Linked DNA regions of Homo sapiens: all the other regions are linked to region 3. The links are chromatin loops, found by intact Hi-C in ENCODE. Cell type or tissue: MCF 10A. All regions are shown on one strand. Links, peaks and the distances in the headings refer to the core of each region. The heading gives the core; the rest is flanking DNA. Region 1 has its middle 120 kb from the start of RAB27B. Region 2 has its middle 8.9 kb from the start of CCDC68. Region 3 has its middle 53 kb from the start of RAB27B.

Evidence for each region. Hi-C counts contacts between places; a loop is a spot of excess contacts. Peaks named below come from ENCODE experiments on the same cell type or tissue, not always from the same donor. Only the 100,000 strongest peaks of a DNase experiment are listed, where the experiment ranks them.
Region 1: a loop joins it to region 3, with 7 times the contacts of the local background. A loop is called at or near these places in 2 of 110 quality-filtered maps.
Region 2: a loop joins it to region 3, with 13 times the contacts of the local background. A loop is called at or near these places in 4 of 110 quality-filtered maps.

The regions. Positions count from the first base shown.
Region 1 is chr18:54,707,413-54,718,299 of GRCh38, forward strand. It overlaps a transcript of RAB27B not described here. Among named protein-coding and RNA genes, the nearest start is that of RAB27B, 120 kb to the right of the region's middle. RefSeq lists a silencer at 4,926-5,220. In MCF 10A, for the core only: no CTCF peak of the experiment used is centred there; a DNase peak (open chromatin) is centred at 5,089.
Region 2 is chr18:54,962,924-54,973,810 of GRCh38, forward strand. No RefSeq gene overlaps it. Among named protein-coding and RNA genes, the nearest start is that of CCDC68, 8.9 kb to the left of the region's middle. RefSeq lists an enhancer at 5,017-6,216. In MCF 10A, for the core only: no CTCF peak of the experiment used is centred there; a DNase peak (open chromatin) is centred at 5,468.
Region 3 is chr18:54,769,759-54,780,645 of GRCh38, forward strand. It overlaps a transcript of RAB27B not described here. Among named protein-coding and RNA genes, the nearest start is that of RAB27B, 53 kb to the right of the region's middle. In MCF 10A, for the core only: a CTCF peak has its summit at 6,145; DNase peaks (open chromatin) are centred at 5,703, 6,123 and 6,693.

The DNA.
Region 1 (10,887 bases), core at 905-8,904, 63 kb before region 3:
ATTCCTTTTTATGGCTGCATAGTATTCCATGGTGTGTATGTACCACATTTTCTTTATCCAGTCTATCATTGATTGGCATTTTGGTTTATTCCATGTCTTTGCTATTGTGAATGGTGCTGCAATGAATATACGTGTGCATGTATCTTTATAATAGAATGATTTATATTCCTTTGGGTATATACCCAGTAATGGGATTGCTGGGTCAAATGGCATTTCTGGTTCTAGATCTTTGAGGAATCCTCACACTGTCTTCCACAATGGTTGAACTAATTTACCTTCCCACCAGCAGTGTAAAAGCATTCCTATTTCTCCACAACCTCGCCAGCATCCGTTGTTTCTACACTTTTTGATAATTGCCATTCTGAATGGCAGGAGATGGTATCTCATTATGGTTTTGATTTGCATTTCTCTAATGATTAGTGATGTTGAGCTTTTTTTGTTTGTTGGCTGCATGAATGTCTTCTTTTGAGAAGTGTCTGTTCATGTCCTTTGCCCACTTTTTATTGGGTTTGTTTTTTTTTCTTATAAATTTGTTCAAGTTCCTTGTAGATTCTGGGTACTAGACCTTTGTCAGATGCATAGATTGCAAAAATTTTCTCCCAACCTGTAGTTTGCATTTGGTGATATTTAATTGTGTATTAATACTTGATTTTAGTTATTGGGAGTACTGAGTTTCTAAGTTGGGAATTGGAAAGAATTCCTCCAGAGAGAATTTTTTCCTGTCAAAAGAAGGACTTCAAACCAACACCTATCCCCAGGATACCTTCATGCATATTGCAGATGACCTAAAGACCAGTTTGCAGAGAGAAGAAATGCTTTGAGCAACCTCAAAGAAATGCTTTGAGCCTGGGGTAACCCTGCCCTTTCCAGGCACCCATTCCTGTCACTTGCCTACGGGCTGCTCCTTATTATCCTGGCATGGGCTTATGTAATTAGTTTTGTGTTTCTTATTTGTTTCATATTCAACAAATATGATATCCATGGGATATCCATGGAGACTTCTTTGGTCACCTGTGAGAACACTGCTATATCAGAGAGAGAGAGAGAGAGTGTGCTTGCATGAGATAGTGTGTGTTTTAAGGTTTTTGTTCCTGATAGTAAAGTGGAAGTTGAATACCATTATTACAGTTTAACTGCAGATTAATAAATCATAACTAAATTTTAAAAATGAAATTGAAAGGAATAGAAAAAATTAGTGTGGATTGCAGGTAGTAAGGGCTATAGTGTCATTGTTAGAAAGTTTTGTTTAAATTTTATATATGTATATGTTTGCATGGGTATGATAATTTAAAATATTTGGTATATATTTGTGGTTACAAGAAGGTTTGCAAGCTATTGGTTCAGAAGTCTTCCTCTTTTGCCTTCCTTTTTTCACCTAATTAACTCTCTCCCATCTTTTAAATGTCAGCTCAGATGTTACTTGCTAAGGAAAGCCTTCATCATACTCTGATAGATTTGGTTCTATTGTCAATTGCTTTCAAGAGTCATTTCCCTTTACTTTCAAGACTTCACCTCAGGTTGTAATTGAAATTTCACAGTGATATTGTTTGATAGATGTCTGTCTCCCACAGCAGACTGTGGGCTCCATGAAAGTAGACTGTCCATAGCTTTGTTCATCCTCATATTCTCAGTGCCTAACACAATAGTTGAAACATAGTAGGCACTTAATAAATATGTTTTAAATAAATGAATGTATCTTCTCATGAAATCTTCCCATATGATCTCATTTTAGTGATACCAGCAATATTGGAACACCCCATGGGGTATGATGAGCAGACTGAGGGCATCTTCTTTCACTAGATGTGCAAGCTCTTCTGTGAATTAACTCTTTAAACCACAAAAGCACATTCCTAGTTTTCAGAAAACTGGGACATGATTGAACACAGTTGGGATAAAAGGGCTTCCCCTATTGAAACTCACAGCAGCTCAAAGTAAAATTTGACAATTCTTTTTTTTTGAGACAAAGTCTCTCTCTGTCATACAGGCTGGAGTGCAGTTGTGGGATCTCAGCTCACTGCAACTTCTGCCTCCCAGGTTCAAGTGATTCTTGTGCCTCAGCCTCCTGAGTAGCTGGGATTACGGCCATGTGCCACCATGCCTGGCTAATTTTTTTTTTTTGTACTTTTAGTAGAGATGGGGTTTCACTATGTTGGCCAGGCTGGTCTTGAACTCCTAACTTCAAGTGATCTGCCTGCCTCAGCCTCCCAAAGTGCTGGGATTACAGGAGTGAGCCACCGCACCCGACCGAGAATTCTTTTAATAATGACCTCCAGTTTAACCCTTCTAATAGTGTGAATGCCAGGTACACTAAATGGTAGAAATATGAACTGGGGTCTTCCCAGAAACTTTCTGCTACAACTTCTTGTGAAGGCAAGAGAAGGCTTAGCTGTAAAGAAGCAATAAGGCATATTCACTACATATCTTTTAGCAATTATTCTGCAATCATGAAAATTCTGAAGAATACCAAATAACTTCAACACCTTTAACAAAGAATTCAGTGAAGATGAAAGTGTTTTGGAAAGTAGATTAACTAATTATTGATATACCATAACTGTTACAGTAGATAGCGAGTCAGGCATGAGCGGGGCAGGAGAGCCTCTGCCTCCCTAGGAATATCAGGCAACCATCAGGTGATGGCCAAGCAGTTATTACACTGCTTCTCTAAAATAATAATTGGTCACTGCTAGTGCGAGGGAAAGGCAGTCTCCCAGTAGAAAAACCTGAAACTGATGGTCAATAGGTTCCTGATAAGATCTCAGGAGTTGGGCGAGTGGGCTCAAGCATGCACATTAAGAGGTAAAGTGACGGAGTTGAACTGTTCCTCGTAGGAACATTCAGCTGGTAAGGGAAGAACGCCTCAAGTGAGTATGCATACAACTCCAGTAAACACACTGTGCATAGGGCCCCTCCCAAGTGCTAGCAGGCCACTGTGCATGCAGACAGCCCACCCCAAGGCAAGAATCAGGGGAGAAAGGAAACAAGACCCCAGAAGTATGCCAACATATAAAACCCCAAGTCAGAGGTCAAACTGTGCACTTGATCTCCCAAGCCACCTGCTTGGCCCTCTTCCAAGTGTACTTAGCTTCCTTTCATCCCTGCCCTAAAACGTTTTAATAAACTTTCACTCCTGCTCTAAAACTTGCCTTGGTCTGTCACTCTGCCTTATGACCCCTCGGTTGAATTCTTTCTTCTGAGGAGGCAAGAATTGGGGCTGATGCAGACCTGTATGGATTCACCACCGCTAACATAACCATATTCATTTTCCATCATGTTTTTATGACAACTAAAAGCTATATTATGATGATGATGATGATGATGATGATGATGATGATGATGAAGTTCCTCAAAATGGGGCTTTGTTATGTAAATAATGAAAAAGTCACTGATGGCAACTGATGAGATTATTTGTGGCCATTTTTTGGTCTTCATTTTCATAGACTTTAGAGAATGTGTTTTCAAGATATTCTCAAGGTGACCTTTCCTTGGTAGAGCATACCTTGCATGCCATTAAATATACAGACAAACTGGGTATGACTCCTTCAGTCTGGTTAGGAATTTTTGTGTAGAGCTCTCCTGTCTATGTACATTTCCTGGACTCTACTTAGCCTATTGGCAAAGGTGCTCTACGCTATGTGTTTAAAAGCATTTATATTAGATGACACTGCTTTAATTTATATTACATATAGTGAGGCAAAGTCCATGTTAAGTCCTTTCCTTGTGCCATTATAAATGTTTAATTTGGTTCAGGACAGGAAGGCTACCGAAGTTATATCCAAACAAAGCATATGATGTATTACAAGGGAAGTCTGATGTGATGAGGATACCACCTTGGTCATTTTAAAAAAATGCTAGTTACATTAGAAAGCATAAGACATACACTTTAAATCTTTTACCTCAACTTAAAATAGATAAATGTTAACTTATTTGTCACTCTTTTACAATGAGGACAAGTTCTTTCCTTTGAGTGTGTATGAGTATCAAGTGTCTATAATTTCTAGTTTTAGTTCTGTTAAGTGGAGCAAGAACACAAAACCCTTGCAAAGCCATCTGAATACATAATTCTCTATTATTTTTGTTTGTTTGTTTTCAGACACAGTTTCACTCTCGCTGGAGTGCAGTGATGCAATCTTGGCTCACTGCAACCTCCACCTCCCAGGTTCAAGTAGTTCTTGTGCCTCAGCCTTCCAAGTAGCTGGTATTACAGGTGTGCACCACCACATCTAGCTAATTTTTGTATTTTTAGTAGAGACAGGGTTTCGCCATATTGGCCAGGCTGGTCTCGAACTCGTGACCTCAAGTGATCCACCTGTCTGAACCTCCCAAAGTGCTGGGATTACAGGCATGAGCCACCATGTCACAAAATTTACTTTCAATCCTCTAGAATATTTTGGGCCCATAGCTGATTTGGCAACAATTTATTTTAGCGAATCATCTTTATCTAGTTGTTACAAAGCATTACATTTATTTTTCTTAGAAATAGTAACTCTCTTTTGCACTCATATCTTATCAGTATAAACACCTTTCAATTCAATTATATAGTTACACTAAAAATACATCCAACACTAACAGCTTTGGTACTATACGCTAATGAATCTTGGTTTACGTGTAACTCAAATAGAGTGGAAGAACACGGACATGCTTGGGAGTAAACACTAGCCTTCTACATGTGTGGACATCAGTCAGCATGTTTTGTTGAGTAGATTGGAGTAAGTCGGTTAAAATGAGGAGCATTGGGACTGGGGGTGAGGCAAAAGTGATGGCAATGATGATTTATTGAAGCTTCTTTAAAAGAGCTTTACTCTATCTACAAATATGAATTATTCTCAGTGTTGATACAAATAACATAGTCACACAAGATGTTGAATATATTGTGGAATTCAAATATTTAAAAGAACGGTGGGGCTGGTAAGAAATGCATTTGCAATGTAGTATAATGTAGTATAGTTTCATCTCATATCTTTTTCTTAGATGAGTCATGTTACTTGGTGTTATTATTCTAAGCATTTGATCACCCCAGGTCATGAAAAGCATGACACACTTGTTTTGAGACAGAAAATTTCTCTTACTACATGAATCCAGAAAGCACATGATTCACATTTTATATGCCTTTGAAACGGGAAATGTTCCCTTGTTCCCCTAGCAGGGTGTGTGATGGGGGTGTGGCTCGCTTCTTCAGTGCCTGCTGCTCAAAACTCTAGGGGAGCCCAGAGACAGGCAGGCTGTGGGGCTCCAACCTCACTGCAGTGTCTAGGCATGAATGTTTATAGCTCCTGAAGCCCCAGTGGGTTTGTGTTACAGGGTGCTCTCTTGGTTTGCTGTCTATAGGCAGCTTATGTTAACCAGCTCAATTAGACTCTACACCTTGTCACAAGGACAGAGGGCATTCTGTATCCTGGGTTCTTGCCTTGGTGTACCAGAAGAATCGGATCACAGGTGGGCTTGGAGAATGAGTGCCAAGTTTTATTGAGTGGAAATAGCTCTTCACTGCTGGATGAGCCAGAAGGGAGACGGTTTTCCCCTGGAGTTGGGCCGCTCAGGCACATGCCAAACTCCGCCTCTCCTGCAGGTGGATGGCCTGCCAGTGTGCCAGCGTTTGTTGGTGTGCTCTTCTGCCGGCATGCTCCCTCCGTGTCCTCTTGATGTCCAGCAGCTTGTCTTCTTCCACTGATGTTTTCCTCTCGCCCTCCAGCAGCTTTCATCTCTGCCTTGCTAGGGTCTCAGCTTTTTATAGGCCCAAGAGAGGGGTGTGGTGGGCCAGGGTGGTCTTGGAAAATGCAACATTTGGGCACAAAGGCAGAAGTGCCTGTCCTCACCTAGGTCTGTGGGGCTAGGGCCCTAGCCAGGGACCTGCCTTTCTCTACCCAGCATTTCTCTACCCTCCTCCTGTATCACCTTGAAGAGGTAGAGGTTCTGTTTTATTTTAATAACCACCACAATTTATTTAACCATTCCTTGATCCACGTATAGAATATTCATGCTAAGCACTCTGCATGTATGATCCTATCTAATCCTAAACAAACTCTTTGCAGAGGTATTATTACTGGATTATACTTATGAAGAAACTGAGATTCACTTTGTAAAGTTTCAAAGTGAAAGAAGCTTGAAAGTCATTGCTGTTATCAATGCTGCACATCTCCAGAGTGGCAGCCTTTGGCTTTATGCTACTAAATATAGTGGTTTCCTTTTCTAAAAAGAAACACTTTTTTTTTTGTTTTGAGATGGAGTTTTCTTCTTGTTGCCTAGGCTGGAGTGCTATGGCATGATCTTAGCTCACTGCAACCTCTGTCTTCCGGGTTCAAGTGATTCTCCTTCCTTGGCCTCCCGAGTAACTGGGATTACAGGCATGTGCCACCACGCCCGGCCAATTTTGAATTTTTAGTAGAGATGGGGTTTCACCATATTGGCCAGGCTGGTCTTGAACTCCTGACCTCAGGTGATCCAGCTACTTCGGCCTCCCAGAGTGCTGAGATTACGGGCGTGAGCCGCCGTGCCCGGCAGGTTTTCTTTTTGTAATGGGGAGCTATTCTGTGCTAGGCCTTTAAATGTAGTTGACATGGGGTCATCACAAGAAGCCTATGAAGTACTACTTATTAAACTATATGGAAGCACAAAGTGTCAGATTTAAATCCAGGTCTGTAGTCCCAAAGTCAGTGATTATCCCACTCTATTCTATAACAGATACATTTGCATATGGCACCTGACTGCCACAATTCACTAGCACGTGAGTACACATAAGGTCACATATAATTGATAACCAATCCCACAGGATCTGAGCCCCCCTTCACCGGCTCATCCATGAATTCCAGCTCCTTACAATGTCCTTCACTGCACAGTCATCTTGAAAAGCCACAGACTGGTCCAAGTCACACTGTTCTTATAGTCACCATTGGCTTTTGGCAAGTTGAGCCCAAGATCTGTGATACCAGCACCCCCCTTTACAAACCTGGGCACTGTGACACAGCTGTCCCTGCAGAACCAGCAGTTCCTGACCTGATGGGGGTCCCCAGTGATTCTTCCAGGCACTGAATCTCAACACACCTGTGTGAGCCAAGCAGACTGAAAGGGAAGAGGATAACAGCACCCACACATTTCAAGTTTTCTCAGGGCCAAAATACTACAGAGTTTATGAGCTATCTATCTTAGTCAATTCAGGCTTCTGTAACAAAGTGTAGACTGGGTGGTTTATAAACAACATAAATTTTCTTTTCACAGTTCTGGAGGCTGGAAGTCCAAGATCAGAGTGCCAGCACAGTCAGGTTCTGCTGAGGGTTCTCTTCTGAGTTGTAGGCTGCCCACTTCCCTTTCGATCCTCACATAGCAGAAAGTGGGTGAGAGAGCTCTTGCGAGTCTCTTTGATAAGAACACTAATCCCACCCATTAGCGCTCTACCCTCATGACCTAATCTCTCAATGACCCCCACATTCTGAAACCATCACATTAAGGGTTAGAATCCCAACATATGAATTCTGGGGGGACACAAATATTCAGTCTATTGCAGTATCTTAGGGTTTTCAGTTTGTATGGAGTCTTTTTCTATTACAATCATGTCCATCTCAGTCACAAAGATCTACAAAGACCCACCACTCCCCTCTACCCGCAGGTCCTGTGGTGAGGTCTGTTTCCTCAAGCTGGGATCCTTCTGATTTATGGTGACATGTCTCTCAGCAGCCTCACTTTTCTTCTCTCCACCTGGAGTCATTGCACAGATGACATGTCAGTGTATGTCTGAGGCCCAATCATGGACATAGTGCTTTGTTTCTCAGGGAGCTCTCCAATATTATAAAAATCAGTAGCTACAGAGAAATGCTTAATGGTGGGGCATTGCCTCCCTCACACACTAGCCACTCCCCTTCTGCAGTCCAGCCCATTCACCACTTTGTAATAACAAGGATCTAATTGAGGGTACATTAGTGTCCTTTGGTGCTGATCAACTTCTTTAAAAATAAAAAAAGTCTCATTTCAGAAAACATGCTGAATTAGGAAGAAGTGGAAAGAAGTGCAGTGGATAAGCAAACCACAATCCTCAGGCCTCAACGAGGCATTCTTTCATTGATCACTAATCACTCTGGGTTCACCTGACTCTAGTCATCAACATGGCTCCCTAGTCTTGAAGTTGTCCAACCACAGTCAAAGCTGTTTGACCTGCACATGACAAACAGGTTGATTTCTGGATCCTTAGATCCTATAAAAACATCACTGTCCCTTGTGGTTGGGTTCAGTCTCACCCCATGCCTTTTGGATCTGTACTTTTTCCATGAGAAACACTAGCCTTGAGTTCTCCACAGCAAGAGTCTTACCTTGATTTTTTCTCTCCTTCCCTCAGAAGCCCTGAGCCTCAGCCTCAATGGCACATTGCCTTGTTATGGGCTGATATACCTTGTTACTGCTACTACACTTCATCCTGTGGTCTGAATGCCTGGACCACAAGGTATGAGCTGCCCTCCCTGCTCTGGAAGGCAACCATCTCTTGGTGGAGAGGAACACTCTCCTGATGACTACTTGCCAATGTGAGGCTTTGATCCAGGGCCTACAGTGCCCACATACCTGTACCTGTACTCCCTGTCTTCACCTGTCTTAGTACTGGTATTTACTCTGCTAACCAATCTTACTAGAGTTCACTTTCCATATTCTAGTCCCTTCTGTACCAACCTGCCCACTGCCACCTGAACTCTATGTACTCTGGGGAAAAAAAGAAATCAGTTGGGTTGAATTCTCAAACCCAATTGCCCAGTTCCACTCCATACTCATAACATCCAGACATAGAAGCCCTTAGCAAATATAGCATATTCTGACTTACATTGTCCATTCTTTTATGGCAAGTATTTTATGTACATGTAATTATTTGATTATACACATACACTAATATTTTTCTCTATATTTAAATTATAAGCTCCTGGCTGGGCACAGTGGCTCACACCTGTAATCCCAGCACTTTGGGAGGCCAAGGTGGGCAGATCACTTCAGCTCAGGAGTTCAATACCAGCCTGACCAACATGGTGAAACTCTGTCTCTACTAAAAGTACAAATATTAGCTGGGCATGGCGTGCACACAAGAATTGCTTGAGCCTGAGAGGCAGGAGGCTCCAGTAAGTTGAGATTGCACCACTGCAATCCATCCTCAGCAATAGAGTGAGACTCCGACTCAAAAAAATAAAAAATAAAAAATTATAAGCTCCTTAGAGGCAAACATATACTTAGCACAGTCCCTTATTAAAAGTAGTTGTGCAGAGAAGTATGCTAAATTGAATTTAATCACTTACAAGATTAACTTCTGTACCCGTATTCTATAGTGTAATTTCTCAGCTTACTGCCTCATTTATCTTTTCACAAATATTTACTGAGGGCCTGTTGCATGCTGGGTAATCTTCCAGGGGTTACTTTATCAAAGTCAATAGAGGCTGGGCATAGTGGCTCATGCCTGTAACCCCAGCACTTTGGAGGCCAAGGCAGGTGGATTGCTTTAGCTCAGGAGTTCGAGACCAGCCTGGGCAATATGGTGAAATCCCATCTCTACCCAAAATACAAATAATTAGCCAAGCATGCTGGCACACCATTGGTCCCAGCTACTCTGGAGGCTGAGGTTGGAGAATTGCTTGACCTGGGAGAAGGAGATTGCAGTGAGCCGAGATGGCACCACTGCACACCAGCTTGAGTGACAAGAGGAAGACCCTGTCTCAAAAAAAAAAAAAAAAAAAAAAGTCAGTAGAACAGATTCCTTCACAGATACTACATTGCAGGGGAGTTCAACAATAACTAAATTACAAAATATAAATGTCATGATGGGGAAAAGGTGGGGGGAATGAATAGAGAAAGATGAAGAGTGGCGTTTACATGAAGTGACACTTGAACGTTTTGTCTCTTTTATAGAATAAGTTTCTGGAGGTCTCAATTTTGTTTGTTTTTGCATTTATTTCATTTTAAATGTTTGAACAGCATAAGCTACTAACGGACTTTTTAGGCTTTTAGCAAACACTTTTTGCAAATAGTTACGTAAATATATCAGACTTTGAAAACCTCCTACTTCTTAATTTTTTTCCCTTACACATTAAACATGGAAAAAAGAAAACAAAACACATGGATTTTAGTAGATATAGGATATTATCAAATTAGTTTTCTTTTTAACAGCCCTCTGGCTTCAACATTTTCATGAGCATCATTTATTTAACAGACAAGATCATCTATAATCCTTTTTGGTTTCAACAGCAGTGTCTGATTGACAGTAGCAAACTCTATTTACTGATCATTTTTCCCAAACCCAAACCCCACTGCCCTGATGCTTAGCTGGCTGACATCCCTGAAAATCTTTGGTGATAATCATTAGAAGAATCACCAGAAACAGGGAGGCTCTTTGGAGCTACCTTGTGTGCTAACCTGGCGCAGGCACTAGGACCGCCCAGGAGCCGATAGGCAGCCACGCTTCACAGCCTGTCAGAGGGACTGAGCCGCCTTTGCTGTTACACAGGAAGAGAGCAGGCAGCATCAGTATCGGCTCAGCATCCTTCCCCCTTCTGTTCGATTAGAAGGTATTTACTTGCTATTTATCACTCAGGCTTTGAATACTGTCACGTGCCTTTAGTGTTCCCTTAATATGATGCTCTGAAATGCTGTCCAGCACCTATTGGGTTACTATATTATTTTATGTTAATTTCCACAGCTGATCGAAGCAACAGTGCCATAAAGAAATGGGCTAGATATTTCCAGAGGCTGCAATCTGGAGGCGTTTGGAGGTGTGAGTACGTTGGTCACAGATCTCTAATGTGTTGGCTGTATTAGTCGTGTCTCTTGACCTTCCTCTTCTTCGTTGAAAGAGCCAATGTGAGATGCCATCTGCATATTTCATTCATAAAGGAAATGCAACTAGATGGTGACAGAAACCGCTAATGATGG
Region 2 (10,887 bases), core at 869-8,868, 190 kb after region 3:
CCTTGTGACATTCAGAGCCTGTGGCTTGTGGCATTTGGACCCAGGCTCATATTTGAAATCGCTCTTGTTTATTTCTGTTCAGGGATTATTTGCTGAAAGGGAAAGTTGTGTGTGTGTGTGCGCGCACACACGTGTGCGTGTACTTAGTGCAATTTTATTTTATTTAAAATTTGCATTTAAAATGTATTAAAATTATTTTATTTTAATATTATTTTAAATTTGCATTTAAAATACATGTGTGTGTCTATACACACATACATATATTTAGTGCAATTTTAAATGCAAATTTTACTGTCATTTCCAGCCTCTAACACGTGCGCATACACACACACAAACACACACCATTCTTTAAAACATTTCATTGTCTCCCCATGAGCTCTTATTAAAAGCCTAAACACTTCTCCAGGGAGAGAAGTTGCTTTGCTCTCCCCCATCCACCCCTCCTGCTTCATCTCTTGCCACATTGTTTTTCAACAAGGCTGGATGATTTGTAGTGTTCCAAACCAACTCTCGTTTCTTACCTTATTCCTTTTGTTGCTCTTGTCTCACCCCCACCCCCAACTCCTAGACTAGAATGTTCTTTCTCCTCCTCTTTGACCTGGAAACTCCTTCTCCATTTATTTCCTGTGTATAGGGAAACGTTCCCTGAGCTCCCCAGTTTATGTTGGGTGTCCCACTTAGGTCTTCCCATAAAGTGCTTGAGGCACTGCATTTGCTGTTTTATAAGTTTTCTGTGGGTACTGTAACAAATAACCACACTTGGCTGCTTACAACAGTGCACATTTTTTGTTATAAAGTTCTGTAGGTTAGAAGCCTGTCATGGTACCAGGGTAAAATAAACTATTCCTTACTGGAGTCTCTTGGGGAGAATTTGTTCCCTTGCATTTTCTAGCCTTTTCTAGAGGCTCTCTGCATTTCTCCACTTATAGCCCCTTTCTACACCTTCAAAACCAGCAGCACATGTCCTCCTGACTCTGTCCCACTTTCACTTATAAAGACCTTTGTGATGACATTAAGACCAACTAGATGACCCAAGATAATCTCCCCATCTCAACATCCTCAACTTGATCACATCTGCAAAGTCTCTTTTCCACATAAGATAACATATTCACAGGGGCTAAGGATTAGGACATGGACTTCTTTGCAGGAGGGCATTATTCTGCCTACCATAGTTTTGTACCTAGGTCAGGTCATAATTCAAACATTAATTAGGTTTTGTTATGAAATATTTCATTTTTAAGGCACAAAATCAAGAAGGCTTTGCAAAATTATAAAGGAGGCATGCTCCCATCACTTTTTTGGTGATGCCTTTCCCTGCTTTCCCTCCTGTCCTCTCACATTCCTGTGACGTCCCCATAACGCCACCCTAAGGGGTTCCTGGTATTGGATAATTTTCCAACTTCTTCCTCCTCTCCCATACCTACCGCCTTTCTACATTTTCTGTGACTTGTGGAAAGGAAAAGGGAATGCAAATGTGGAAGTTGCAGCATTGATCTTGACAAAATTTAACTGTATGAGCCCTCCAAGTCTTGCATTTTGAGCTCCAAGCTCACGATTTAGCTGACTGCTAGGGAAAACACTCTATACCTAATGTCTCTCGCAAGCTTAGGACAAAACTCCATCTATTCTGCACAGTTCACAGCTGATATGCTAAGTGTTGGGGTCCATTTTACAATTTTAAATTTCAAAGAGTTTGCACTTTAAATGGCTAGATCACATATAAGCACATAAAAATACCTATCCATGCAATTATATAATAAGCTACAATATTTTCAAGCAATAAATCATCACTGAGTATTAGTGAAGCTACTAAGTACTAGAAAACTAAGAGAAAGTACTGATTTTAGTTGGTGTTCTAGGGAAGGCCTCAAGAGGAGGTAGGCTTGGCATTGGTTTTTGAGAATAATTACCATGTTATTCTGGGAGAGCATGGAAGCCTTTAAAGGTCAGACACAGCCAAAGGCACCAGGGCAAGTCAATTTTCAGGCAGACTGGGAATCTACCAAGTAGACCAGTCCAGCCAAACCACAGGAGACTAGTGGGAGATAAAGCAGAGAAATGTAAGCAAGCCTTGAGAAACAAACAAGAAGTACAGGAAATACATTTTTCTTGTCCATCTCTGCTAAGAGAGGAAGGGAAAACAATATTGTAGGAACTGAAACTCTGGCTATTGAATGAGTTCATTAGTAAAATAATTAGCCAATGCTTATCAACAATATGTGAATGTCTACTTATGTATACAAGTCTGTCTACACAGGTGAATCTTTTTCTAGGACTCCTTTCACATAATAGGTACAGAAACCATGACATAACCAAGAGTGATATTCAGAATATGAACCTATCGGTTGAGCAGTAGTACTGACCAACCAGAAAAGCTGCCAGCCATAATAGACAACTGGCGAGTAGGAACCCAGGTGAACCAGCAAAAAGTCAGCCCTGGACATCATTATTTAAAATGATTGCTGCTCTCTTAGCAAAACTAAATATCCTGTTGGAAATGTCTTTTCAAAGCACCCAGTTGGAGTTATTAAGTTCTGATTTCTGTAGGCATTCTTTCTGTTGATGAGCTTGGTTCACTTTATCTTAACAGTAGCTGGAATAATAAATAACACTTCCCTCTGCACTGTGAGCCCTTACCCCTGAGTAAAGAACTCATAGAGAAAGGTGAAACAAGACAAGAGGGTTGAGATGTGCATTCTAAATTCAGGTATTTCTAAGTTTGGAGGAGGGATGTGAAGCCCAGGATAAGGCTGTAGGAAGGCTGTGTTAGACAAGCTTATTGATTATAGGTAGAGACTGAATTTCAAGACTACTTGTCTTTGCTATTTGTTCACTTTCTCTGCCTTTATTCTCATGCTACCTTCAGTTGGTAAAGACAATTTCAATATTAACTTCAGAAGCTCATGTTGGTTTGTTTTTATTTCTTCAGCTGGAATAGAAGAAAGCTTACTGTATTCCCAGGCCAAACAAGATGAATTTTCTTTGATTATCCACTGTTTGAACCTGTCCACACACTGTAGTGAAAACCATACCTTTACAAAATATTTTTGCTTGTTTTTAAAGGTATTCTCTAATAGTCTATGGGATTTTGGCTTTCTATCCTTTTTGCAACAGCAGTGTTTTGGGGGATAATTGTGGTTTGATACCTATATCCCTGTTTCTTGGTTTTTGTTTTTGTTTTTTCTTTGAAATATTATCTTTCTTGATGGTTTGGTAAGTGGTTGATATCAAAATAAAAATTTTGGGAAAAGAAAAATAATGTCTTCATGTTAGCTCAAGTAATAGTGGGGAGTTAATATTAGGGTCCACATGGCAATAAGGAAGATGGAGAGCTCATCCAGGTCCCAAAGCAAGAACCCTGCAATCGCTGAGATTCCTGGAGACTGGATAAGGATGGAAGAGCTTTAGGGTTTCAGCTAGAGTCTGGGGATTCTCCCTCGAAGCTTTACCCAGCATTAATGCGGCATCTCTGCTTCTATGAGGATGGCTCCTGGTGTCTTGCCACTATTGAGTGGCTTCCTTACCCCTTGTCCTGTGACTCTTCAGTGGCCATGAAGTGTTGTGTAAAGCAGTGTTCAGGTTAGCTAGTCGACCTTAGGCAAGTGACATAGCCTCTCTGGCTTCAGTTTCTGTAAAATGGGCTCTAACTTTCATGAATCCTTGCAACCTCAGCCATGGCGACACACTGCTAGATTATTTTTGTTCTTATCAGTTTGAATTTTTGAGAGTGAAGATTTGATTAAACCTGCTTTCTCCTCTTTAGGATGAGCTATTCATAGATCACCTCAAAAGTCACAGGCCATGCTTTGGCTTGGCTGCCGTTGGGATGGGTGCCCATCACTTTCTGTCTGTCTTCTAAGACTTAGTAACTACTTGGTGGTTGCCCATGACAGAGCAAATGCCTGCCTAGGGCCCTTCCCTCAACAGGGGCTATGGGTGTAACAAGCCCTTCAAATGAAAACTAGGGCTGGGGGGCACCATGACTGTGGCTTCAAGTACAAAGAAGATAAGGACTGAGGCCAAAGAATTCAACTTGGGGCCAGGTGGGGGCAGGTGGCATCTGGAGGAAGGATTAGAGTCTTTAAGAAAATCACTAAAGAAGGAAAGAAAGAACTCAAAAGTTAAAAAACTATAATTATCTCCCAGCTGTTAGGAACTGTATTTCTCTTTTTTAGCCATAGTTAAATGCTTTAAATTATTACCTAAGTAGGCAATAAATCTCTACATTTATATATCTGTGTATGTCAAACTTCACACACATGTAAACAGTGATTAATAAATTATTATACTAATAATGCACAAAACTAATAACATTAGAATTTGGGTATTTTTTTTTCTGTAAAATGACTAAGTTATTTTATGCCCAGATTGGTAGAGATTCTGCAGAATCTGTTAATTTTGGGTACTTTTTGATATAGTCTTTAGTCATTTTTAAAAATAGTCCTTGCTTTTGGAAACAAAACTATATTCCTTATCATTGTTAATGTTATTGCTGTATATTTTTATAATGTTGCCTACAAACCTGTTTTTCTTTAGATACTTATGACATTTGTAGGATGTTTATCTTCTTCAGCAATTATTTTTTATTTTGCCTTTCCTAAATTCAAGCCTCAAATTCAGAATAATAAAGCCATTAAGATGTCTTTCATACCTCAATTGTCTTTGGGTTTCTTAAAATGGACATTAGGTAACACTAAGATCTATTTGTTTACCCTACAAAAGAAAAGGCAATAGAAATAATTGGGTTTGAATAAAATTCCCTAAATTTTAAGTAAGATACTTGGTCTGTTTTCATACTGTTATAAAGATGCTACCTGAGACTGGGTAATTTATAAACAAAATAGGTTTAATTAACTCAGTTCTGCATGGCTGTGGAGGCCTCATGAAACTTATAATCATGTCAGAAGGTGAAGGGGAAGCAGGTACCTTCTTCACAAGGCGACAGGAGAGAGAGAGGGAGGAAGCACCAGACACTTATCAAACAGTCAGATCTCGTGAGAACTCACTCACTATCACAAAAACAGCATGAGGGAAACTGCCCTCATAATCTGATCACCTCTCACCGGGTCTCTCCCTCAACATGTGGGGATTACAATTCGGATTACAATTTGAAATGATATTTGGGTGGGGACACAGTCAAAGCACATCAGTAATTCAAAACTCTTTTGCAATGTCTTTTCTTTACCAAACTTATGATAATTCAAAATAACTGACAAAGCAAAATGAGAATTATCTTCCTAGATTAATTATACATAACACATATATACTAACAAACATCTTTTTATGATTATATACTTTTTAAGTTAAAAAACATCAAGCTCCTGTTGAAGCACAAAGACTGTAACAATAACTGTCTATGAAAAGATTTTTACTAAAGGAATTTAGACTCACAAATCATTTTCTCTTTTGTTCATGGAAAGTCTGAACAAGCACTGGAGGTACTGAGTCATTTACAAGGAATCATCAGAGGTCTTTTTGCTTCCGTTTTGTTTGTTTTTTTGTTTTTGTTTTGAGATGGAGTCTCGCTGTGTCACCCAGGCTGGAATGCAGTGGTGCAATCTCGGCTCACTGCAACTTCCACCTCCCAGGTTCAAGCGACTCTCCTGCCTCAGCCTCAGGCGCCACCACGCCCAGCTATTTTTTCTATTTTTAGTAGAGACGGGGGTTTCGCCATATTGGCCAGGCTGGTCTCGAACTTCTGAGCTCAAGTGATCTGCCTACCTCGGCCTCCCAAAATGCTGGGATTATAGGCCTGAGCCACCATACTCAGCCCTTTTTGCTTCTTTAAATCTCTCGTTAGGACCAGCAACCAAGGCATCTCCTCCTTATCTAAAAGCTATAGCAGCAATAGCAAAGTGTATTTGTTTTTTAAAATTTAACTCAGTGGATTTAGTCCTAGGGTTTCCACAAAATGTAACTGTATTAGGCCGTTCTTGTATTGCTATACAGAAACACCTGAGACTGGGTTATTTGTAAAGAAAAGAGGTTTAATTATCTTACGGTTCTGCAGGCTGTGCAGGAAGCATAGCAGCTTCTGCTTCTAGGGAGGCCTCAGGGAACTTACAATCATGGCGGAAGGAGAAGCAGACAAGTCATATGGTGAAAGCAGAAGCGAGAGAGAAGAAGGGAAGTGCCACACACTTTTAAACAACCAGATCTCATGAGTACTCTATCACTATCATGAGGACAGCATCGGGGATGGTGCCAAACCATTTATGAGAAATCCCCCCCCTCTAATCCAATCACCTCCCACTAGGCCCCATCTCCAATTTTAGGGATTACATTTCAACATGAGATTAGGGCGGGTCAAATATCCAAACTATTATCAGTAGTATTTCTCAGTTCTATACAGATTTTCTGATTGTCCTGCTGACTGCAAACACTCAGCCATTTATACAGCTCGTTTCTTGACCTCCTATGAAATATTGTTCATTTCTCTTCACACATCACTACTCGTTACTGCAACACTCTATAGCCAGTCTTTCTCTTCCCTCACCCTAAGGAGCAGGAACTTACCTCTCCTGCACAGAGAGACTTCTTTGAATAATGCTGATTAAATTTTGTTTGATGATGATGGTTTCTACTTAAAAAGAAAAAGTAAAAATTGCATACTAGGCTACATTAGCACAGATGTGTGTTTACCCTTAACATATTAGCTTCTCCCAGAAAGTAACATAGTTCAAACAGTTCGATTAATTGCCTTTGCCTGGGCATGCTGACTGACCAAAGATAAAATAGCAAGTATTTATACTAATAATAGGTATGATTTGAAGTTAATAGACTTTGAAATTTCCTGAGGCTATCCTTGCTACAATGGTCAGTTTGTTTTCTTCAGAGACATTCCAGCCTGCTTTGCAGAAATTATATAATTCTATTTAATGAGCCTGCCCACCTTAAGGGGTCAATGTCTTATTTCTGTGGTTCCCAGTAGAATCTGTGACCCTCTGTCACTACTTCTTAAGAAAGCATGATTTCTGCTCTAAGCTAGTTTAAATTTAAATTCATAACCCAAGGGAAAGTTTATGTTTTAGCAAACACTTTTTGCTGTGCCTTTATAAATTCTAGAGGTCACATTGAACGGTTCAGGACCAGGATAAAGGAGAAAAGCATCCAGGTCTCTAGAAAAGGCCAGCTGAACTTTGGGACATCCTGGGATGATAACTGAGGCCTCTGCTTCAGGGTCTAATAACAGAGTGGGTGGCCCTTTGGTTTCTCACACTCACTGGGTTGCAGCTGGCTGATGCATCTCTTTCAGATTCTTAAATGCTACTTTACAGCCCTTGTTACACCAGAGGTTTGAATAACTCATCCTGTAACAAAAAGAACAGAAGACATTAACCTTCCCCCAACTACAGGCAACATTCGCTGGACAACCTCCTGATCAGCAAAATCATAGCAATGGTAAAATGCTGTATATCCTAGACTAATGCCCTGTGGTCTAATATTGCTTACCTTTGGTCTAAAATGGGACTAAGAAAAGAAAAAGCAGCTCCTGAGAGTCAGGAGATAACATGGTATTATCAGCTGGCCTTGGCATTGCCAGGAGAAAGGAAAATAACAGGCCAACACCATTTATGAGCATATATAGGTAAATCTCTCAGACAAAATACTATCAAATTGATTCTAGCAAGATACAAAAGGGGTAATATAACCCAACCAAGGTGAACTTGTTCCGCGGTTGCAAAAACAGTTTAACTATTAAAAATCTATCAACATAATTCTTCACATTAAGAAAATAAAGAAATGAAATGAATCATTTCAAAAATGGAGAAAGGACTTTTGTTAAAACTGGATACCTGTTCATGATTAAAAGACAAACAAAACTTATAACAAATTAAAAAAGTGAACTTCCTTAATTCAGTAAAGAATATCCACAAAACTTCGTAGAAAATATCACACTTAATGGTCCTCTAATCTGAGATCAGAAATGAGGTAAGAATACTTCCATCACAGTTGTTGTTTTGTTTTGTTTTGTTTTGTTTTGTTTTTGAGATAGAGTCTCACTCAGATGCCCAGGCTGGAGTGCAGTGGCACAATCTTAGCTTACTGCAACCTCCACCTCCTGGGTTCAAGCAATTCTCCTGCCTCAGCCTCCAGAGTAGCTGGGACTACAAGTGTGCACCACTACACCTCGCTTTTTTTTTTTTTTTTTTTTTTGTATATTTACTAGAGACGAGATTTCACCATGTTGGCTAGGCTGGCTCGAACTCCTGACCTCAAGTGATCCACTTGCCTCACCCTCCCAAAGTGCTGGGATTACAAGCATAAGCCATTGTGCCTAGCCTCATCAAAGCTTTATGCAATATTATATTGCAGATCTTATCCAGTGAAATAAGTCAAGAAATGGAAATAAAATATATAAAGATTAAAAAGGAAAAAATATGTGTCATATATAGATAACGTGACTATATATGTGGAATGTCCATAAAAATCTATAGATAAATTTTTTAAGTTAAGAAGTAAATTCATCCATGTTGCTGGATGCATGGTTAATATACACACACACAAAATTAATCAATTCTGCTTCTGTAAAAAAACAATAAACAAGTAGAAAATAACAAGTTTTAGAAAGATACCGTTTACAATAGCATTAGTAAACAATAGCATAAATAAAATACTTGGAATAAATAAAACCAAAGAAATGCAAGACCTTTACACAAAAAACTGTAAAACAGGCTGAGCCAAACTGCAGAAGGCCTAAAGAAAATGGAGGGATATACTATGTTCATAGATTGGAGCACTGATTCATAAAGTGGAAGATGTACTATCAAAATGCCAGTTGTTTCTCATATTGATCTCTGCAGATTTAAAAAAATTACAATCAACATGATGACATTTTAATATTTGAAGTTGACAAGTTATTTATTAAATTTATATGGAAATGAAAACATCCATAAACAGTCAAGACAAACTTGAACAAAAATGGACTAAGTTGGACTTACACAGTCAGATATCAAGGCTTAATAGAAAGCTAAGGTAATTAGCTTTGTAAATGGCCAAAATATAGACAAACCCACAAACTGAGTAGGATAGAAAGTCTAGATATCCACATATATCCAGTCACATGATTTATAAAACGGAAAGGGTTACACTATAATTGGAAAAGACTTTTTTCCAATTACAGTGCCACCAACTAAGAAAAAAATGAATCTTGCACTTTACTTCACACCATACGTGTATATTAATTCCAGCAGCATTGTAGATCTAAATATGAAAGACAAATCAACAAAACTTCTAGCAGTTAACATAGAAGAATATCATCACAATTTTGGCATATGCAAACTTTCTTAAATAGGATACCAAAATCACACACTATGAAGGATAAGATTAACAAATGTTACTACATTAAAATTAATAAGTTCTGTTCATTAAATTAGATCCAGAGAATGAAACTTAAGTCACAAAGTGGTATAACACACAGTTAAATACTGTATAGAAGTTAGAATAAATTAGCTCTTCCTGCATACAACAGCACAGGTGAATCTCATAAACATGTTAGAGAAAGAAGCCAGACACAAAAGTGCACACGTTAAATTCATTAATATAAAGCTCAAAAAGTGAAAAAACAAATTTGCGGTGTCAAAAGTCAAAACACTGGTTACTTTTGGGTGCACAGTGCCTGGGAGGGGGCAAAAGGGAGTCTTCTCTTCCAGGGTGCTGGTACTATTCTATTTCCTGTTTTGGGTAGTATTGACCTTGTAAAAACATTTCACATTTTACCTAGGCTTTTTGTACATTCTGTATGCTTGTTATACTTCACTTAAAATGTTCAATAAAAACAAAGACAATCTTCTCTTATTCCCACTTCCTCTACCAGTTACCTTTCCATTTCTTTGTACCATATATAGCAAAACTCCTAAAAAGAGTTGTTATTACCTCCAATTTCTGTTTACTTACTCTCTCTTAAACCCATTCCAATCAGGCTTCTCCTCACCCCCCAACCCCCACATCATACCAACAAAACTGTTGTTGTCATGGATACTGATGACCGCCACATTGCTAAGTCCAGTGGTCACTTCTCAGTTCTCACTTCACTTCACCTGTCTGCAGTATTTGGTGCAGTCGTCTCTCTATCCCAATAGACGTGGATGCCTTCTCTTGGCTCTCAGGACACCACTCTCCCAGTGTTACTCTTACTTCGCTGGCAGTTTCTGTTGGTATCCTTTAATGAGTCCTCCTCGTTTTCTCAAACTCTTCATTTTGGAAAGTCCTAGCCACTCAGTACTTGGTCTGCCTTGCCCCTCCATCTAAGCTCACTTCCTTGATTAAATGCCATTTATGTACTGATGACTCACAAACACAAATCTCCCAGCTTGGGCCTCTCCTCTGAGTCCAGACTCGTGTTCCCAGTTGCCTGCTCAACATCATTACTGGGATGTCCAACAGACCCTTAAACGTGGCATGTTCAAAGCGGAACTCATGATCTTACCACAAACCTGCTCTACCGCAATCTTCTTCACTCGGTAGAGGGAAAACTTTATAATTCCAGTCATTTAGGCCACAAAATCTTTACATCATCCTTGAATTTCCTCTTTCTGTTATATTTCCCATATGTTTCCTATCCTACCAGTCTATCAGAAAATACTATAGGCTCTACCCTCAAAATACATCCATCCCTTCGCTACCACCCTGGAATAAGTCATCATTGTTCCTAGCTCAAATAACAATAGCTTCCTAACTGTTGCCCCTGTTTCCACTCTTGCCTCCTTAAAATCTATTCTGGATCATTACTAGAGTGATCCTCAAGAACATGAATATAATCAGGTCACAGTGCCAAAATTCTTGCAAGGATCTGCAAAGACCTGGTCCCTACTCCCTCTCTGTTCTCGTCTCCTCCTCTCCCTTCTCCCCAACTCCCTCCACCCTGACTCCTGGCTATTCCTTGAG
Region 3 (10,887 bases), core at 1,610-9,609:
TTCATTTTTTTTCTAGTTAAGTAGTCCCTTGGACCAACACTATTTACTTAATAAACCACATTTTTCTCCACTGAATTTAAATACAACTGTTATCATATGCTAAGTTCTTCTTCTTTTATTTTTTATTTTTTGCTTGAGACAAAGTCTTGCTGTCTCCCAGGCTGGATTGTGCAATCTTGGCTCAATGCAACCTCAGCTTCTTGGGTTCAAGTGATTCTCCTGCCTCAGCCTCCTGAGTAACTGGGATTACACGTGTGCACCACTATGCCTGGCTAATTTTTTGTATTTTTAGTAGAGACTGGTCTCAAACTCCCAACCTTAAGTGATCCACCTACCTTGGCCTCCCAAAGTTCTGGAATTACACGTGTGAGCCACCACACCCAGCCATCATACAGTAAGTTCTATGTTCTAAGACAGGGGTTGCCAACACCTGGGACATGGACTGCTACTGGTCTATGGCCTGTTAGGAACAGGGCCACATAGCAGGAGGTGAGTGGAGGTGAATGAGCAAAGCTTCTTCTGTGTTTACAGCCACTCCCTGTAACTTGCATTACCGCCCAAGCTCCACCTCCTGTCTGATTGGCAGCGGCATTAGATTCTCATAGGATCATGAACCCTATTGTGAACTATGCATTTGAGGGATCTAAGTGTGTACTCCTTATGATAATCTAATGCCTGATGATCTGTCACTGTCTCCCATCACCCCCCAGATGGGACCATCTAGTTGCAGAACAAGCTGAGGGCTCCTACTGATTCTACATTATGGTGAGTTGTATAATTATTTCATTATCTAGTGCAATGTAATAATAATCGAAACAAAGTGCACAATAAATGTAATGGACTTGAGTCATCCCAAAACCACCCCCCAACCAACATGGAAAAATTGTCTTCCACAAAACCAGTCCATGGTGCCAAAAATTTCGGGGACCGCTACTCTTTGATCTATTTCTAGTCTCAGTTCTGTTTCTTTGATCTTTTTTTTTTCCTATTGCTATACCACGTTGTTTAATAGCAGACGTATAGTACTTTCTAGTATTAGATAAGGCATATCCCTTTCTGTTTTTCAACATTTTCTGCAGGTCTTTTTATTCCATTATAAACACCAGCATCATTTGATTCAATTCAAAAAATCTTTTTGGGGTTCGAATTAGAAATGCATTATATTTATATGTTAATTCTAGGAGCAGAGACACTAGTTTTTCTCATTTAGGTTCTGTCCCTTTCTTGTTAAACTGGAGGGTCTTCAGGAGTGGCTAGACATGAACAGATGTGTATTTTGAAGGCTCCATGCAGTATGAGGATGGAAGATGGATTAGACTGCAGTAAGATGGGGTGAGCAAGAGAGACCAATGTGTATTTTTTGCCACTATCCAGAAAATGCTGACTTCTGGCTAAGGCAGTGACAGTCAGTTTGGCCAAGAAGGCACTGAAAGAAGAGTCATTTTATAGATAAAATGAACACTAATTGGTTTTCATAAACAGTTTTATTGAAGCATTGATATAAAAAAACTGCACATGTTTAATGTATACAATTTGGTGAATTTGCAATAACATGAGTTTGTAACAGAACTTGTGTGGAAGTTGAAGGATACGGAAGAGTCTAATGTCTCAGGGTCTTGGCTAGATTGCGACTGGACTCATATCTGTGCCATTCATGATGAGAAGTCGAAGTGAGGTAAACATTTCTAAGGGTAGAGCAACAACGAGCCCAACACTGGACACATTCATTTTGAATTGCCTAATAATAGATGGCAATTTGGAAATCTGGAGCTGAGGCAAGAAATCAAAGTTGGAAGTACAAAATGGTATTATGGTGATAGAGCTGATAGTTTAGTGTGTGTGTGTGTGTGTGTGTGTGTGTGTGTGTGTGTGTGTGTGTGATGGCTCTAAAAAGACTTTGTAAAGTAAGAAAAAAGTTCATCAAAAGAACTCCTTCACATTCTCTTTAAAAACTCACATTTGACTTCATGAGTGGCAAGGTAGTAGGGGATATTTCTACTTATAAAGAAGCCAGGCTGAGGAGAAATCTTCACTCAGTTTTTCCAAAATCATTAGAAGAAAGGACTAAAACCCAAGCAGCCTTGGATACTGTGATCTGAAGACCCCAAGCAAGAATGAGGATTTGTTTTATTTATGATGTTGGCAAAGCCTACTCACTACTTTAGGCAGTTAAGAGAAAAATATATCATCTCTATTACTTAATGGAATAAAGAGTTTCACATTTGAACACATTGACTCACACACATTCAACCTACACAAACACACTGGTTTACTGAAAAGCTCCTCTTTAATTTCTTCATGTTGCTTTTGCTTTTTGGTGAGCTGCCATGTTTATTTCTAATGATGAGTTTCTTTAGGGAATGTGTCTCGTCACCTCTAGTGACAATATTATCAGTATAGTCACATAGAGGTCCTGGATAGGGACTGCTTTGTTAAATGACATTTGGCAACTGCCTGATGAGGTTTAGCCAATTTCCATGCCAGATATTTAGTAACATAATGTATCATGGGTTAGATGCCAATGGTTCTTGGACCATTTCCTCTCTGTGCTTACATGCTATGGACCCAGGGGGTGACTAACAAAGTGGCACACTTTATTCATCTGTGAATAACAGCATGTGCAAATGAAGACTGGGAATTAGAGCTCTCCTGCCTCTTCTGGAGAAAAGAGAATGTTGTGGTGGCTCATCCTTAATTCTGTATTGGCCTCTAGGCTTATCCATGTTGATTGTTCCTACGATTCCACACAGCAATTTGAATCAAAATGTGAGATCTTTCGTTTTAATCGTTATATGCAGCCAAATTTCAAATAGACATCCAGTGTGAAAACAAGAGACATTTTGCCTTTAACTAGTTACGTTGACTTAAGACAGTTAAAATCCTTACTCCAAACTCAGTCTCTTTTATTAATTATTTAAAAAACCCTTAAGATGTTATATTTAATATTGAATCTCTTGCATAATCAATACTATAAGCCATGCTTCTTATTCATTCACTTATTTAACAAGTTTTCATTAGGGATATGCTTGGTATAATCATCAGGCTAGGTATGGTGATTATACCTACCTTGTATATTGCATTGCATGCTGTCCTTCATGGTTTCATCTGTTTCCTCCTTTCTTTGTACAACTTTCCCTTTGCCATCTGGAAGAATAATATCAATTTGCTTCAGAATTTAATTCGGTGCTCCTTTCACACATTTCTTACTCCATGACTGTGTTTACATGCACTTTCAAATCCACTGTATTTTCAGAATGTTTTTAAAGCCATAGATCAATTGCCATGCCTATACTTCTTTTTTTTTTTAAATCTTCACCAATCCTTTTTTGGTTCATTTGGCAAAGGCCATCTCATATTTCTGTCCTGAATTTAATTAAATTGAGCAGACATTAGCTTTGAAATTTCATTTTCTAAAGCACTAAAGGAAATAAATGTTTTTAGAGTCAAGTAAATAGTTAGAGTGATCAAAATTTTCCTGTTACTAAGGTCATCATTCAATACAGGGATGCCCATTCTCTTCAAAGATGCTCTTGATGTACCTTCTAAATGGAAGCTCAGCAACCATGGCGTGCTGCCTTGGTGAAGGGGCTGTAGAGGCAGAGTGGCTGCACCAAGGGTAGAGATGAATTTGGCCTGGTTTTCCCAAAAGGAAACAGACCACAAAGCTTCTGCAAAGGAAAGGGACAGAGGTATTGCCATGGTCATGAACCTTAGTTTCATTCTATGATGCAGTATGATAGTCTTTACTCTTTCACTGTGAATTTTGTCACAGGTAGTCCTATCTTCCAAGCACATAACTCTGCGAGGCACTATCTTAGGTGTTATAGATACACACGAATAAGAAGGATTCTTTGCCATGAGGATTCACATTCTAGCAGAGGACAGAGAGACATAAAGCAAGAGACAATCTACTTTCTTTTTTTTTTTTTTCTTTTGAGACAGAGTCTCACTCTGTCACCCAGGCTGGAGTGCAGTGGCATCATCTCGGCTCACTGCAACCTCTGCCTTCCAGGTTCAAGCAATTCTCTGCCTCAGCCTCCCGAGTAGCTGGGATTACAGGCACCTGCCACCAGACCCGGCTAATTTTTGTATTTTAGTAGAGATGGGGTTTCATTATCTTCACCAAGGCCAGGCTGGTCTTGGACTCCTGACCTCATGATCCACCCGCCTCGGCCTCCCGAAGTGCTAGGATTACAGGCATGAGACATCGCGCCCGGCTGAGACAATCTACTTTCTACCACCAGAATAGGTTAGTTAATTTAACTAAATACAACTTCTATTTTTTTTCCTATTATTGTCTTCAAATAATAACCAGAGACGCCTTCAAGAAACTATGCAACTGAATAGCTAACACACACGGCATCCCTGCCAATTTGTACTCTCAACCAGCATTCTACTCTACCTCCTCCAACAAGTGATGGTAAGAGACAAAAAATCATGTATTACTATTCAGAAACAATTATAACCCTAGAAGGCTTGATTTTAATGTTGGGAAAATTTTCCAAAAATATTAGCATGTTAATAGGTAACTTATATTGAGTATCTATTCTGTGCCAGTCACTGAACCAAGCACTTTTGATGTGTAATCTCAATAATCCTTCCAACAACTTAAAGAAGGTACTATTATTTTTCCATTTTATAGGTAAGAAAACAGAAGCTCATAGAGATAAAGTAACTGACTCAGGTTACATGGTTTTCAGGGTAGAACCAGAATCCAAACACAGAGCATTTGACAGGCTTTGAAGCCAGTTCTCCTGACTACTGTTAAGAGAGCTTAACCTCTAGAATATCCTCATCCTCATTAAAAACTGGCAGTAAAAATGTAAGCAACTGATGATTGATGCTTATTGCATTTTAGAGAGATAGCTAAGTCTTTCATAAACACATTCCTTTTAATTCCCTTTACAATCCAGAGAGGTCAAGACTGTTCATTTTCACTTTTGTTTCTATTCTGTAATAAAGAAACACTGTTCAACAATTGTTTAAGCCAGTAAAATAGCATCTTTTCTTTTTTCTTGGTCATTCTCTATCCCATTATCCTGCTTTGTTTTCTTTACAGAACTTTCCTGTATCTGAAGTAGCTGATGTTTATTTGTATATTCTCAGCCTCCCCTCACGGGATCAGAGGCTGCTTGTGTTTTGTTCACTGCTGCATCCCCTGAGCCCTGAGCCTAGAACTATACCTTAAAAATGCTTGGCACCTAATTAATATCTGCTCAGTGGATGAATGAATAAACACAAAAAAAGCCTGTGTGCTGTCGGGAGCTATCAGTCACTGCTTTTGCATCCTGGGAGGAACTTGGCCTCTGTCCTTCCTACTGCTTCCTCAGAGAGCCTGACCTCAGAACAGGTGTTCAGCTTCTCATCCAGGCACAACTTGGGACTGTGTCTCCCCTTCTTTGGCGTGGCATCTTCCTAGAGGCCATGACCACAGCATCAACATAAAACAGCTCTGAAATCGTGTAAGGCCCAGAAACAATGTCTGGCAAATCCTCAAGCTCCCATTAGCTAAATGATAGAATGGAGCAGCTGCGCTTCAGACCTTATTCTTAAATCTGGAATTGATGCCAAATTAACAATATTCCAGCCATTACTCTTCCAGAAAACAGGGTAGATTTCTTGGCCTAAGTTTTGTCCTCTTGGCATCATATTGCCAAGGAAAATGTGTCCAGAGATTTGTCTCCAAAAGCCTGCTGCCTCAGGCTACAAACCGGTCATTTCATCATGCGGAAACTCTTCCTATTTCTGTCAATTGTCATGTTTTGCCTCCTGGCCTTCAGGATGCCACTAATGTATATGTACCAAATGGAGTCTGACCCCAGAATAAATATCTGCTGCAGTGAATTGAATCTGACATATGATGTTTCCTGCAATCTAACTTTGTCTATCTCTTCATCAACTTCTATATCCCTCTCCCATGAAACTACTTGTAATTTCCTCCACATCTATGCTGCCTCAACTCAGAGCTCTTGCTCATGCTGCTGCCTCTTCCTGAAATGCTCATGAAACTCCCCTCTTTGTCACCTAGCCAATTTCTAATATTCCCCAATCTCTTGCCAATGCACCGGTCACTCATATCAGCTCATGGTCAGCCTCGGCACAGTCATTCAACATCATCCACCTACTGGGCGTCTAGGTGCCTTGCAGTGCACCAGGCACCAGGAAGTGTGGTGATGTCATAAGATAATCATGGGAAAATTATAAGACTTGCTGGCATCTCCACCAAAAATCTCTTGTGGAAAAGATGCTGGAGTTGTACAAAAATCAGAATGTGTAGAATCTGCAAATTCCTGTGTATAAATCCTATTTGTTTGCAAATTAAATTGAATTTGCTTGGCGGTGTTTTTTGTTGTTGTTGTTGTTTTTTAAGAAAATGTCATAGAAAGTAGCCTGTTAGTGTTTCTGATGAGGAAAGAAATTTGCCCATAATCCTGGAAATGGTCTCCTGCTCAGGCAGGCAAAGCCTGGCTAGAGGCAGAGATGCCTTCCATCCCTTCCGCACACTTTTCTATTCCACCCCAACTACCAAGTAAACCAAACCTTTTCTGAGGCCTCAATAAAATCAAGCCTCTGACCTTCAGGCAGAAAGCAGGAGCAGCCTGATTCATATTGAGTATTACTGAGCCCTGCGTTGTGTAGGCAACAGGGATCAGTAAAGCCCAACTGGCTGGGGGTTTCCTGAAACCTCCATCTCTTGTGGTTGAATGAATCATAATAAGGACAATCCAGAAGAGAGTAGTCATCACTCATTTTAGGAGATTGCAAAACCAGCAGTGCGTAAAACAGACAACTTCTTTATCCTCACAGAGGATAGATTCTAGTGGGTGCTGCCATGATACCCTGTGCAGATTTCTGTGTGGGCCATGTCAACAATGTTCTGCAGTTGTTGGTTTGTGTGTCTGCCTCTTGGACTGTGAACACCTCTGGAGTCTTATTCAAGTTTATGACCAAAATGCCTAGACTATCTCCAGCACCATGTCAGTCACACAGTGAAGGTTTGATGAATGAATAAATCTCGGGCCTGGCATGGTCAGGCATGCCCGTAATCCCAGCACTTTGGGAGGCCAAGGCTGGTGAATCACTTGAGAATAGCCTGGACAACACGGCGAAACACCGTCTCTACTAAAAATACAAAAATTAGCTGGGTGTGGTGGCACACACTGGTAGTCTCAGCTACTCGGGAGGTTGAGGCAGGAGAATCACCTGAGCCTGGGAGGCAGAGGTTGCAGTGAGCCAAGATGGCACCACTGTATTGGGCCTGGGTGACAAAACAAGTCTTGGTCTCAAAAAAAAATTAAAATAATAAATAAATCTGACCACAATAACATAGATCACACATAAAAATATGGTGCTTAGAAGCATGCTTTATTTGTATACATTCTGGGAAATGTGAGAGAAATCCTCAAATTTACAATAACTTTTTAATAAAATGCATGAAATGTTACAGGATTGAAGAATTTGAATTTTGGTCTGTTTAAGCAAAGAAGGGCATCAAGAATGGTAAATAATTAACAGTGAGTGAGAAGGAAGAGAAAGTACTTGGGCAGGACAGAGAACTTGCAGTTCTCTTAGATCTCTTGGGTACAGGGATGGGTGCAGGTAGTGAATGAGAAAATGTTACTAGAAATGCATTGACTTGAAAACTGATCCTTAGAGGGTTAGAAATGGGTGCAGTATTTCTGCAGCCCAGTGTGCATGCAAACTCCACCTGAGCTCTAGCTGCGCTTAAATTCAGTGGAGAGTTTTAGAGTACAAACTGGAAGGGTTTGAGAGAGATGTGTGGAGCAGCATGGAAATGATTTACCTTTTGTTTTAAGTAATCAGAGAAGAGAACTGCAAATGCAGTTTGTGTACTCAGGAAGTAAATTATCTGTACTCTCAGCTGCAGTTCTTTAGGGTGACTGTATTTAACATTAGCTGTAAACTTTGTTTACTACTTGTCTTAATTTTCCATTTTATCTTCTGAAACATAGATTTAAGTTGCAAAGTGTATTTTCTTATTTCCTTTATGCTGTAATAAAAAACAAGTTTCTTCATGAATTTAATTAAAATTAACTAGTTTTAAAGTACTTCTTCGGACATAATAGAGTGGCATCCTCTCTCCCCCCCCACCCCTTCTTTTTTATTTCTCTTCTTCCTTTGCTCTTAATTTAGCTCTTACTTTCACTAATTGTCTCCGGCAAAAATATAAGGAAGCAATATTGTCAGGCAATGAAAACTTTTAAAAAGTCAACTTGCTAGAGAACTCAACGTACAAGTGAAGTTACAAGGAACAATTTACAGCTTTTCATAATTATACATGTATGTGTAGTTTTTCTTTCAAAAATCTTCAGCCTAATGTTGACCTGGCAATTTCCTTCTTACCAATAAGTCATGTCTCCTTTCTCGACACACCTCATAAATAATATAATCGCCATTTCTTTCTCTAAGGTGCTCCAGGGTTAGCATTTGGGCATTTTGCCCTTAAAGCCATATTTATCATCTTTTCTCCAAAATGGCTACCTTGCCTGAATCCCAATTTCTCTTTCTCCAAATCCTCCACTGTTTCTCCACGTCCTTCAGCATAAGAATCTGACTCCTTAGCTGGAAGAGCATGGCATGAATGAAGGCAACTGATCTTTGAGTCACAAAGTTCTGCATTCAAATCTGCCTCTGACACTTGGGTTAATTAATTAGCCCTGTGAACCTGTAAAGGGAGATAACAATACCTGCAGACAACTTTTGATGAAACCAACTAACACAGGCCTTTGAATCTCTTCGCTGAGCCCATTTGTACTGAGCTTCTGCTTTGTGCCAGACAATTTGCTTGGTTCTAGGGATGAATGATTCTGTCCTCCTGGAGTATAGCATTTAGTAAATGCTCAGTAAATTGAAGCCATAAATGATTACTATTTTCTGTTTATGGCCATCTTCTGCTTTAACCCAGTTTTCTGCCCTCATTTCCTTCCTTTCCATTCTTCTTCCAATAAAAATGATCTGTGCAGGGTCTTTAAAGGCATCCTGCACTTCTTGCCTCTCTGCTTTGTTCAGCCTAGCTTCTACTAACCTAGAATCTCTTTCTCTTTACTTTCTATACAGTTAAGTCCTTTTTTTTTTTTTCTTAGACAGAGTCTTACTCTGTCACCAGGCTGGAGCACAGTGGCGTGATCTCAGCTCACTGCAATTTGCACCCCCAGGTTCAAGCAATTCTTCTGCCTCAGCCTCCTGAGTAGCTGGGACTACAGGTGCGCACCACCACACCCAGCTAATTTTTGTATTTTTAGTAAAGACAGAGTTTCACCATGTTGGCCAGGATGGTCTCAATCTCTTGAACTCATGATCTGTCTGCCTTGGCCTCCCAAAGTGCTAGGATTACAGGCATGAGCCACCGTACCTGGCGCAGTTAAGTCCTTTCACACTTCAAGAATTAGTTGGCTCCAATTATGTCATTCTAGATTGTTTTAAATAGCGGTTATTTCTTCATCTTCAAAATTTTGTAGCTGTGGTCCTCACCATTGAGCAATATAAGAATCAACCAGAGAGCTTATTGATGGTGCCATTCCCAGGTCCCATTTCCACATATTACATTATATTGCAGCCTACTTAGTGTTGAGATCAAAAGTATAGGTTTTGGAAAAAATACGAAGTCACTTCCATAGCAGAACACAATTTCTATTATCCCATTGAGAATCCCACATCCAGAGACTCGGAGGGAGTTGGACAAATCCCCAAGACTGCTCGGTGGGACACAACACAGACAGAATCCCAAGATTAATGCCTCATGTTACTAGGACATGACCAAACTCAAGTGCAGCACAGCCAGGGAGGAATCTACACAGCAACGTACAAAGGTCCAGGATGTGAAAGCTATTCCTTCAGTTGGAAAAAATAGGTCAGTGGGCTTCAGAGTGCAATTCTTCAGACCAGTGATATCAGCATCAATGGGAATTTGTTAGAAATGTACATTATTGGGTCCCACCTAAGACCTATTGCATTAATTTTCTAGGGCTTCCGTAATGAAATACTACAGATGGGTGACTTAAACAGCAGATATTTACTTTGTCATAGTTCTGGAGGCTGGAAATCCAAGGCAAGATGGCAGCAGGGTTAGTTTCTTCTGAGGCCTCTCCCCTTGGCTGTCCCCTCTCCTGACAGCTTCCCCCTCACCCTCTCTACCGTCTCCTGACTGCTTCTCCCTCACCATGTCCCCCCTCTCCTGACGGCTTCCTCCTCACCGTGTCTCCCCTCTCCTGAGGGCTTCCCCCTCACCGTGTCTCCCTTCTCCTGACTGCTTCCCCATCACCGTGTCTCCCCTCTCCTGACAGCTTCTCCCTCACCGCGTCTCCGCCCGTCCTGACAGCTTCCCCATCACCCTGTCTTCCCTCTCCTGACGGCTTCCCCCTCACCCTGTCTCCCCTTTGCTGACTGCTTCCCCCTCACCGTGTCTCCCCTCTCCTGACTGCTTCCCCCTCACCGTGTCTCCCCTCTCCAGACAACCTCCCCCTCACTATGTCTCCGCTGTCCTGATGGCTTCGCCCTCACCGTGTCTTCCGCATCCTGACAGTGTCTCCCCCAACCTGAAGGCTTCGCCTCACCGTGTCTCCCCTCTCCTGATGGTCTCCCCCTCACTGTGTCTCCCCCGTGCTGACTGCTTCCCCCTCACCCTGTCTCCCCTCTCCTGATGGCTTCCCCCTCACCGTGTCTTCCCTGTCCTGACAGCTTCCCCCTCACTGTGTCTCCCCCATCCTGATGGTTTCGCCCTCACCGTGTCTCCCCTTTCTTGATGGCTTCCCCCTCACTGTGTCCTCGCGTGGCCTTTTCTCTCTGCACTTAAATGTCTGTTTCCTAAACTCCTTTTCCAGTAAGGACACCATTCGTATTGGATTAGAGCCAACCCACATGACCTCA